2 separate regions of the Homo sapiens genome follow, and region 1 is linked to region 2. Evidence: chromatin loops called from intact Hi-C (ENCODE). Cell type or tissue: IMR-90. All regions are shown on one strand. Links, peaks and the distances in the headings refer to the core of each region. The heading gives the core; the rest is flanking DNA.

What was found. A loop is a pair of places that touch in the nucleus more often than their neighbours do. Peaks named below come from ENCODE experiments on the same cell type or tissue, not always from the same donor. Only the 100,000 strongest peaks of a DNase experiment are listed, where the experiment ranks them.
Region 1: it touches region 2 in a loop (8-fold over the local background); 2 of 110 quality-filtered maps call a loop at or near these places.

What each region holds. Positions count from the first base shown.
Region 1 is chr12:69,538,829-69,545,073 of GRCh38, forward strand. All of the region lies in intron 3 of FRS2 (fibroblast growth factor receptor substrate 2), which reads left to right. Among named protein-coding and RNA genes, the nearest start is that of SNORA113, 27 kb to the left of the region's middle. In IMR-90, for the core only: a CTCF peak has its summit at 2,453 (motif pointing left); a DNase peak (open chromatin) is centred at 2,313; H3K27ac peaks cover 307 bases.
Region 2 is chr12:69,385,598-69,390,679 of GRCh38, forward strand. It overlaps YEATS4 (YEATS domain containing 4), which reads left to right. Exons shown (of 7, transcript NM_006530.4): 7 at 4,550-5,082. The coding sequence ends at 4,719. Among named protein-coding and RNA genes, the nearest start is that of YEATS4, 28 kb to the left of the region's middle. In IMR-90, for the core only: CTCF peaks have their summits at 1,965 and 2,970 (motif pointing right); DNase peaks (open chromatin) are centred at 2,984 and 4,424; H3K27ac peaks cover 398 bases.

The sequences.
Region 1 (6,245 bases), core at 546-5,545, 150 kb after region 2:
ATATTAATCTTTCAACTTCATAGTCGTAGTCTATTCTCCATGAGTTTATTTCTATATTTTGTTATGCAAATTCTCCACAAAATAACATAACATTTAGTTACACAGAGGCCCTCCTAGATGCCATGACACCCCGGTAGCAAGAGCACACCAAGAACCCAAATCTTGGTTTCTAATACAAGTTGATTATCCTTATCCTTATCCTTATCCTAAATGCTTGGGATCAGATGTGTTTTGGATTTCAAGGTTTTTGTTTTGTTTTGTTTTGAGACAGAGTCTCACTCTGTTGCCCAGGCTGGAGTGCAGTGGCATGATCTCAGCTCACTGCAACCTCTGCCTCCTAGGTTCAAGTGATTCTCCTGCCTCAGCCTCCCGAGTAGCTGGGATTACAGGCACACATCACCATGCCTGGCAAATTTTTTGTATTTTTAGTAGAGATGGGGGTTTCACCATGCTGGCCAGGCTGGTCTTGAACTCCTGGCCTCTTGATCTGCCCACCTTGGCCTCCCAAAGTGCTGGGATTACAGGTGTGAGCACCGTGCCCAGTTGGATTTCAGGGGGTTTTTTGGATTTCAAAGTATTTGCATATACATAATGAGATATCTTGGGGATGGGACTCAAGTCTAAACACAAAATTTATGTTTCATATATGCCTTTACACATAGCCTGAAGGTGATTTATACAATATTTTAAATAATTTTGTGCACGCATCATGTGAGGTCAGGTGTGAAATTTTCCACCTGTGGTGTCATGTTGGTGCTCAAAAATTCTCAGAATTTTCCAGTTAGGGATGCTGAATCTGTACCCTTCTCCTTTAAAAAGGACCAGGGTTCCTTGGAGAAATGGCTTAATCTAGGACTAGGGCAAGAAATAGACAAGATCCACTTTGGGAGGCCAAGGCGGGCAAATCACGAGGTCAGGAGTTCGAGACCAGCCTGGCCAACATGGTGAAACCCCGTCTCTACTAAAAATACAAAAAATTAGCTGGGCAGGGTGGCGGGCGCCTGTAATCCCAGCTACTCGGGAGGCTCAGGGAGGAGAATCACTTGAACCCAGGAGGTGGAGGTTGCAGTGAGCCGAGATTGTGCCACTGCACTCCAGCCTGGGCGACAGTGCGGGACTCCGTCTCAAAAAAATAAAAATAAACACTGGGTGTGGTGGCTCACGCCTGTAATCCCAGCACTTTGGGAGGCCGAGGCGGGTGGATCATGATGTCAGGAGATTGAGACCATCCTGGCTAACACAGTGAAACCTCGTCTCTACTAAAAATACAAAAAATTAGCTGGGTGTGGTGGTGCGCGCCTGTAGTTCCAGCTACTAGGGAGGCTGAGGCAGAGGAGTGACATGAACCCAGGAGGCAGAGCTTGCAGTGAGCCGAGATGGCTCCACTGCACTCCAGCCTGGACGACAAAGCGAGACTCCATCTCAAAAAAAATAAATAAAATTAAAAAAAATTAAAAAATAAAAATAACAAAATAGACAAGATCAGCTTAGAACATCTTGTAGTGCCAAAAAAAAAAAGTAAAGAAGGGCTTTAACAAAAAACCCACAAAATGGGACTATGTCAAAGGGGCATAGGAGTCACCTAAAAGAGCTAACAGTGATCAAAGTTGGAATAATTTGAAAAAGAAAATAAGTAAAGTATAAAGTAGTATTGAATTATAACTCAGAGTATAAAATAAATATCCACGGGCTGATACTGGTATGAATAAATGATTGAATAAATGAATAAATGATTGAATAAATAAGTAAATGGAGAAGAGACAAATCTGTACAGAAGAACTCCAAATAATGTATGTCAATACTCCACTTTCCTCATGGTGAAACACAACTCCCTAATCCTTAAGTGTGGGCTGTGCATGCCTTTCTTCCAAGAAGTACAGTACTTCCAAGAAGTGCAGAAGAGTTCGGGGAGAAGTAACTTCACAGTGGAGAAACCTGACAGCCAGGTAGGTTGTCAGGGGTAACATCAACAGTGATAAGTCATGTTGATAGTGTGTTTCAAGGGCTATGTTGTGATAAAAGTGGCACTTTATCTCTGTGATCCTCCTGTCCAAATCCCATACTCCCAGTCTAATTATGAGAAAAGCATCAAATTCCAAGAGAGGAGAGGCATTCTACAAAATACTTTACAGGTGCTCCTGAAAATGGTCAGGATTATCAAAAACAAGAAAAATCTGAAAAACCATTACTGCCAAGAGGATCCTTAAGAGACATGATGACTAAATGTAATGAAGTTTGTTTTTTTAAAAAACCACAAAACTGAGTCCCTCAAGAATTTTTTTAAACCTAGAAGTCACATACTTTGCAACTTTTATTAGATTTTAGATCGCATCCCACTCTTGAATGCATATTTCCCCGGGAGCAACCCATGTTTTAAAAAATTTAGTAAAGGAGGATATCAGATAACCAGTTCTTACAAACAGGCCCAACATTTATTATGTTGCATTTGCTGCCATCTGAAGGCCTACTCACACAAATGGTAGAAAGTTGTGTTTATTAAAATCTTAACTTCTTTAATATTTCAAATTTTTAAACTTCAGGGTAAACAAAATTCTTATGAAAATACTGACACTGTACCTTAGAATGTATAATTTAACTGAAGGAAGCGTGTGTATGTGTGTTTGGCCTACTCTGTAAAAATAAAGAATATAGCATTAATATTATTAGGCCCAGTTAGTCTATTCTAGTATAGTTACTGGTACAAAAGTAACACTGGGCCAGGTGCAGTGGCTCACACCTGTAATCCTAGTACTTTAGGAAGCTGAGGCAAGTGGATCACTTGAGCCTGGGAGTTTGAGACCAGCCTGGCAACATGGCGAAACTCCTTCACTATTAAAAATACAAAAATTAGCCACATGCGGTGGCATATGTCTGTAGTCCCAGCTACTCGGGAGACTGAGGCAGGATGGTCACTTGAGCCCTGGAGGTGGAGGTTGCAGTGAGCCGAGATTGCACCACTGCACTCCAACCTGGGCGACAGGGTGAGACCCTGTCTCAAAAAAAAAAAAAAAAAAAAAAGTAACACTGTATTATTGTAATTCAGGGGAAGTAGTTTTGATATAAATCTAATAACTTTATGTAAAAAGTCTTCTTATTCTTTGATGTAATTCTAACAAATTTTTTATAATTTAAAGGGAGATACTGGTTTCAAATAAGTTATTTCTCCATTTTCAGAATAATTTTTCCTCACACACTCGAAAGATGATTTTATTATCTTTTTATTATTAAAGCAGATATTATCAGGGCCATATATTAAGAGCATTTATTGCCTCTACAACCAGATATAGGTGGCGGGGGGTTATGTTCTGAATATTTTTCTTTACTGACAGACATACTTAGTATAACAAACATATTAATTTGCAGCATTCTAATTAAAAAGTGAAAATGTGCGTGCTGTCAGACCCAATCTTAAACAGGTTCAGCCTTATCAACTAGAGGAATTTAAAACCTTACTTCATGATGCCTTTGTCTTTGATTTATAGTTGGTCGTTCGTATCCATAGGTTCCACACCTGCAAATTCAATCAGCCACAGATTGAAATTATTTGAAATAGAAAGCAGTATAAAAAATATTACAAAATACAGCATAACAACTATTTAGATAGCATTTGTAAGTAATCTAGAGGTTATTTAAAGTATGCAGGAAAAAAGTATAAAGAAGAAAAAAGACTAGCTCTAAAATTCTTTATTTTTTCAAACAGATTTTTAATGAATCAGGTTATGTAAAGAAAGAAAATATTTAAACTAATATTGTTTGTAGCTAAACCATTATTTCATTGGTCTGTGATGTTCCAAACTTGTACCTTCCAACCATATGTAACCATGTTTCTATTTTCGCTGAAATAACTCAGTAGACCAAAGATGTTGGTGTTGGAATTGCATATGGCAGATAGTTCAAGTATATTCAAAGTAAATTCTAGTTAATATTAAGTACCTTTTAATGTTAGAAATTAAAAGAGCTTAGGAAAAGCTGTAGGATGAGAAATCCAATATAAACAGTTGTTTCAATCCTAGAGTATCTTCACCTTCACCCAGGCTCATCCCAGGACTGCAAAACGTCAAAGAATGAGCTAGCTTGGAGGAAATAATGTGGCTTGGATAATGACTCTTAGGCAGTTAACTTACCTAGATAGTGTCTTCAGGAGTTACATCTGCTATAATAACTATAATGCAAATGACAGTTTTTGAATCTATAGTACAAAAAGGAAAACATCAGGTACTACCTCAGTCTTATGAGTATACTTGCTCACATTGATAACAACATGGTAGCATTGCTTCTAAAAGAAATTTTGTGATACTGTATCTTAAATTCCATATTTTTCATGAGATAGCTGTCAGTTTACAGACAAATCTAAGTGATAATTTTGAGCCCCATTTTTACAAGTCATCTCAATAAGTAACTATTAAGTAACATATGTTAATAAGTAAAAATGTAAAAGCATTTGGTTGTAGTTTTATTGATATGTTTGCACATTGCAGAAATTCAGGAACAAATTTTATGAATACTTATGTTGCTATTTTTAAACAATATCTGAGATTATTCATTCAACTAAAACTTATTAAGCATTTAATATCTGTCTGGCATTCTTCAGGCACCAAGGATATTTCGTTGAACAAAACAAAATCTTTGTCACTATGGAGTTTACGTTTTGTGGTGGCATTGGAGTGAAGAGCTAGGGAATAAAAAAACAAGTCAATATGTAGTATGCCACTTGGTGGTAAGTCATTTGGAGAATGATGTAGTAGGGAAAGAGGAAAAGGGTGTAGCATCATGGGCTAGTGGGTAAGGGTTTATCTATTTCATATGTAGTGTGCTCAGGAAAATTCTTCAATAAATTGATTTGTGAGCAAAAACCTGAAGCAAGTGAAGGAGCAAGCTATGCTGATACCAGATAGAAAAGCATTCCAGGTACAAAGAACAGTAGTTGCAAAGGACCTGAGATAGGAACATAATTAGTGTATTCTAGAAACAGCAAGGAGGCCACTGTGGCTGGAGCAGAGTATGGAGAGAGAAGAATTTTAAGGTACATGATCAGTAGTGGAACAGGAGAGGCAGAAAATGATACTAAAAAATTAGGATCTCATAGAGACCATTGAAAAATCCTTAATTTTTATTCTCAGAGGAATAGGGGGAGCCATTGCAGGCCTTTGTCAGGATAAATTGTGAACCACTTTGAAGTGGACAAAAAATGACAAATGGGTGTCCTGTCTAGCTCAGCCATTGAGTTTATCTCTGTCTCATTTTGTGGGCAGGGTCGGGGGGGTGGGGAGGCTTTCTTTTTTTTTTTTTTAAGAGTACTGGAACTTAACAGAAAACTTCTTAAAAATGCAATTGAATCATAAACATTGATGTAAAAATCCTCAACAAAACCAAATTCAGCAGCATATCAGTGGGATTATATACTATGATCAAGTGCGTCTTATTCCTGGAATGCAGGGATGGTTCAACATATGAAAATTGTTCAATGTAATATACACATTAAAAGAATGAATGGGAGAAAACCACATGATTGTGTCAATTGATGCAGAAAAAACATTTGACAAAATTCAGCATTCTTTCATGATTTAAAAAAACACTAAAACTAGAAGTAAAAGGAGCCAGGTGCAGTGGTTCATGTCTGTAATTTTAGCACTTTGAGGAGGCTGAGGTGGGTGAGTCACTTGAGATCAGGAGTTTGATACCAGCCTGGCCAACATGGTGAAACCCCATCTCTACTAAAAATGTAAAAATTAGCTGGGCATAGTGGTGCGCACCTGTAATTCCAATTACTCAGGAGGCTGAGGCAGGAGAATCACTTGAACCCGGGAGGAGGGGGTTGCAGTGAGCCGAGATCATGCCACTGCATTCCAGCCTGGGTGACAGCAAGACTCCATCTCGGAAAAAAAATTAATAATAAATAAATAAATAAAAGGAAACTATTTCAACGTAGTAAAAGCCATATATGAAAAATACAGTGAATGTCATATTCAGTGGTGAAAGACTGAAAAGATTTTCCTCTAAGATCAGGAACAAGGCAAGAATTCCCACTTTCACCAATTCTATTAAATATCATACTGGATATTCCATCCAGAGCAATTAGGCAAGAAAAAGAAAAGGCATCCAAATTGGAAAGAAGTAAAGTGGTCTCTGTTTATAGATGATATGATCCTGTACATAGAAAACCCTGAAGAGTCAGCATTTTCATCTAACAACAATATGAAAAAGAAATTAAGAAAACAATTTCATTTACAATAGCATCAAAAAGA
Region 2 (5,082 bases), core at 1-5,000:
TAGTAGTAGAATCAGAACTTGATCCCTGGCAGTCCTCAGAACTTAGGCTCCAAAAATTTAATAGTATTTTTATAGAGAGAATATTTATTATGGAGTATATTGGAAGTTTAAGCACTAATGATCTAGCTTTTTAGTTGCTTCTTCAAGAAATAGTAAAAATGATAGTGAACACTTAGTGAGAGCTTACTATGTACCTGACAAGCACTTTCCATTTCTTAACTTATTTAATACTCTAAAATAACCCTAGGAGGAAGATACTATGATTAGCACCATTTTGTAGGTAAAAGCTCTAGAAAGATTTGATAACTTGCCCAAAATTACCCAGTAGAGCCTGCATTTTAAACCCAAAATCTGTCCACTTAACTAATAAGTTGTAAAAAGCCTGATAGTCTGTCTCCTAACCAGTATGCTGAACTGACTTTATAAAAGTAGTAATTCTTTGGATTTGTTTTCTCGAAATTGAGCTTCATTGGGAAATTAAAAACAGAAACTTTTCTTTTTTTGTATAAGCATTTAACACATAGGAAGCAGAACACTGGAACAAGCTAAAAGAAGTTTTAAAATGTTTTCCCCCAGGATCTCATTGCTAATTAACTCATGTCTTCTTCCAAACATCTAGTGCCCTTCGCAGTCTTACAAGTTGTCAAAAATAAAAGTATCATGAATCAAACAACAAATCTATGTTATATCTACAGTGAATGCTGTCCTTCTGACAATTGAGTTAATCAGGTCTCCCTGGCTAGTTTTAAAACTACCGCTTACAGCTATACAGGACTCCTTGTCTTTATGCTGCTTCCTGGGCCTGTATGCCCACTTCATTTACCTAACTCCTTTCTCATTGTTTAAAATTCAGTTTAGATGTTACTACTACCAAGAAGCCCTCCTTCATAAAACTCACCCTTTCTACTTGATTTGAATCCAGTCTACTCTTGTCGTTCCCTATGATTACCTCATAACATTAGTGCATTTTTTTCTTACCTGTTTCCTGCCTCTGTACCCCAGCATCTAACAAAGCGCATATCATTCAGTGTGTTTTTTAAATTGATGTGGGGAGAGAGGGTATAGGGGAATACAAATTTCTGCATAGTAAAAAGCACTGGGAACAAAGTCTAAAGACTGACAGGCCATAGAAAAATGTACTCATGTCACAAATGACTAGTTTCTTAACATACAGTAGTCCCCCTTTATCTGGAGAGGACACATTCCAAGAACCCCAGTGGATGCCTAAAACTACAGATAGTACCAAGCCCTATATACTGTTTTTTCCTATACATATATACCTATGATAAAGTTTAATTTATAAATTAGGCACAATAAAAGATTAACAACACTAATTAATAAAATAGAACATTATAACAATGAACTCTAATAAAAGTTATGTAAATGTGTGCTCTTTCCCCACCCCACCCCCCAAAAAAATCTTATTCTACTTTTTACTCACCTATTTTCAGACCGCTATTGACAGTGGCTAACTGTAAGCATGGAAAATGAAACCATGGATGAGGGGGGACTACTGTATAAAGCTGTATATAGCTCTTACAAATCAATAAGAAAGGCCAATAACCCAATAGGAAAATGAGCAAAAGGAAAACAGATCATTTGTAGAAAGGGAGAAATGTCTCAAACATTATAAAAAAGATGAGTCAGCCCCAATAGTAATAAGATGAATGCGAATTACAGAAATACTGTTTTTAACCTTTCAGGTTAGGTAAGACCAAAAAGTTGATGCAGTAGGGAAACAGACACAATGCTAATGGGATTATAAATTGGTAGATCCTTTTGAGTTGCTTGATGTTCTTCCAGAATTACAAGTACATATATATTCTATAACAGTTCCATTTCCAGGAATTTATCCTACAAATATACTAAAATGATTATTTACAGCATACACATTATTGCATTGTTTGTAAAAGAAAAAAATGGAGATACTCTGAGTGTACATCAATAGGGGGCAGACTAAATGAATTTTATTTATCCATTCAATTAGGTCCTCTGTAGTCATTAAAAAGAATGAGACAGCTCTGTGTTATAGGGTGAGCTTCCAGATATAATGTTAAGTGAAACAGCAAGGTGCAAAACAATGTGTATAGAATGATACCACTTGTGTTGGGAAGAAGAAGAAACTGCACTTGGGTATATGCTTTGTATATCAGCAGACTATTTCTGGGAAGATATCAGAGAACACAACAGTGATTATCTCTGGGAAGAAGCACTGATTGGTCATGGCAGGCTGGGGAACAAGTGTAGTAGAAGGGCATATTTTTTCACTGTCTACTCTTTAATCTTTTAATTTGTAATCTTGTGTGTACTACCTATGTATAAAAATAATTTGTAAAAGAATGAAAAGAATTACAAAGTAAAATATGAATTGTTTTGACAATCACAAAAAGCAAGTCACCAGCAATGAGCAAAATAAGGAAAGAACTCATTAATATTCATTGAATTTTTTTATTTTTTTTATTTTTATTTTTTTTTTTTGAGGCAGAGTCTCGCGCTGTCGCCCAGGCTGGATGGAGTGCAGGGCGCGATCTCGGCTCACTGCAAGCTCCGCCTCCTGCGTTCACGCCATTCTCCCGCCTCAGCCTCACGCGTAGCTGGGACTACAAGTGCTCGCCACCATGCCCAGCTAATTTTTTGTATTTTTAGTAGAGACAGGGTTTTACCGTGTATTGCATGTTTTTTATGTGCTAGATGCTTTACATATAATTACTTCATGTAATCTTCGTAAATCCTCTGAGAAATACCTAGTTTTAGCTGTATCGTACAAAGAGATTGATGGAGCCTTAGAAATGTTAGCATTCGGCTAATAAGGAAGCAAGGGTTTATTTGAAATCAGATCTTTTCTGTTTCCATAGTTGGGTTTTTTTCCCACCAAACCATCTGGCTTCCAATTAGTGACCATCTTTTATTAGTGAAAGTAAGTATAAGTGTACTTTAATAGTGAGCAGCAGTTACCAAAAATGTCCACAAGATGGAAATGTTAGACACAAGCAGATATTTTTCTTTGTAAAACATCATGCTACATATCCAAGTGGCATATTTAAATAGATGTGTCCTGTTTTGCAGTAACATTTCTTTAGTACTTTGTTATAGATAGATAGTTTCAGATATCACTTAATGTTTCTCTTTTCTCATAACAATAGTTGATAGGGCTTTTTCTGTACCAGGCAGTATTCTGGGTACTTTACATAAATTAATTCATTAAGTCTTCTCAACAGGCTGGGTGTGGTGGCTCACACCTGTAATCCCAGCTGCTTGGGAAGCTGAGGTGGGATAATCACTTGAACCCGGGAGTGAGAGTTTGCAGTGAGCCAAGATCACACCACTGCACTCCAGCCTGGGTGACAGAGTAAGATCCTGTCTCAAAAGTTTTCTCAACAAATAATATTATGAAGTATTTGCCATTATCATTTCTGTTTCATAAGTGAGGAACATAGGTGAAATAGCTTACAGTGTCACAGCTAGTAAGTGGCAGAGCTGGGATTCAAATTTTAGCAGTTATTGCCACCTATTTGAAAAAAAGATATTGGCTTGTATTGATAGTGTGATTTTGTTTATAAGTTTCACCTGGGCCGGGCCTGGTGGCTTATGCCTGTAATCCCCGCACTTTGGGAGGCTAAGGAGGGCGGATTGCCTGAGCTCAGGAGTTCGCAGTCAGCCTGGGCAACACGGTGAAACCCCGTCTCTACTAAAATACAAAAAATTAGCCGGGCATGGCAGCATGCACCTGTAGTCCCAACTACTCAGGAGGTTGAGGCAGGAGAATTGCTTGAACCTGGGAGGCATAGGTTGCAGTGAGCTGAGATCATGCCACTGCTCTCCAGCCTGGGCGACAAGAGCGAGACTCCATCTCAAAAAAAAAAAAAAAAAGTTTCACCTGTATATAAATTTAAGAATACTTGTAGTTAACGCTTCCCCCCCACCCCCACCCATTAAGACAGAGTCTCACTCTGTCGACCAGGCTGGAGTGCACTAGCGTCATCTCAGCTCACTGCAACCTCTGCCTCCCAAGTTCAAGTGATTCTCATGCCTCAGCCACCAGAGTAGCTGGGATTACAGGTGTGCACCACCACGCCCTGCTAATTTTGTATTTTTGATAGAGACGAGGTTTTGCTATGTTGGCCAGGTTGGTCTCGAACTCCTGACCTCAAGTGATCCACCTGCCTTAGCCTCCCAAAGTGCTGGGATTACAGACATAAGCCACTGCGCCCAGTCACCTCTCATTAGCTGATGTATCTTGGGTTTGTGTGCCCCCTTATTTCAATCTTAATATGTGTATGGAAAAAAGGACATTATGTCTTAAAATTTTAACTGTGAGTTGGTGACCAGAATTTTATTTTTAGTTGTAGGAAACATCTTAGATCCTCTCTTGGGAATTCAGACATTCTTCCCCTCCCCCAACCTGCACCCATGTTTAATGTTGTAATTCTTAAGTTATCCACATTTCATCATGGAAACATTGTCGTCAGGAAATGCCATATTTATTACCCTGTCATATATCTTAAACATGTGAGAAAAATACTTTAGTAAAAGTATTTGTTTTCTTTAGTTGCAGAGCTTGAAGTGAAAACCAGAGAAAAATTAGAAGCTGCTAAGAAAAAAACAAGCTTTGAGATTGCAGAGCTTAAGGAGAGATTAAAAGCAAGTCGTGAAACTATAAATTGTTTAAAAAATGAAATCAGAAAACTTGAAGAAGATGACCAAGCAAAAGACATATAAACAGTTCTCATGAGAACTTGGTAGTAAGCTAAACTGAAAATAAGGTGGGCTTCACTGGAGAAATGGACTTACTGCAAATGCTGTGATGTTTCTTAGAGGAACTTCATATACAGCTGTTGACCATGAATTTCTTAGCAATAGGAATTTGTACTATTTAAGCAATCTTTAATGGAAAATATGTGTGTAAGAATGGATGCTATATAGGTATTTTACCAACCCATTTTAAGAAAATTCTATGATATTAAGCACAGTTTTTAAAAATGTTTATTGTAGTATATGTATAGCTTATTACCCTTTTGACAGGCATCAAAATTTCATTATAAAGTATTACTTGTACAAATTTTGTACTTCTTTAGTGGCTAG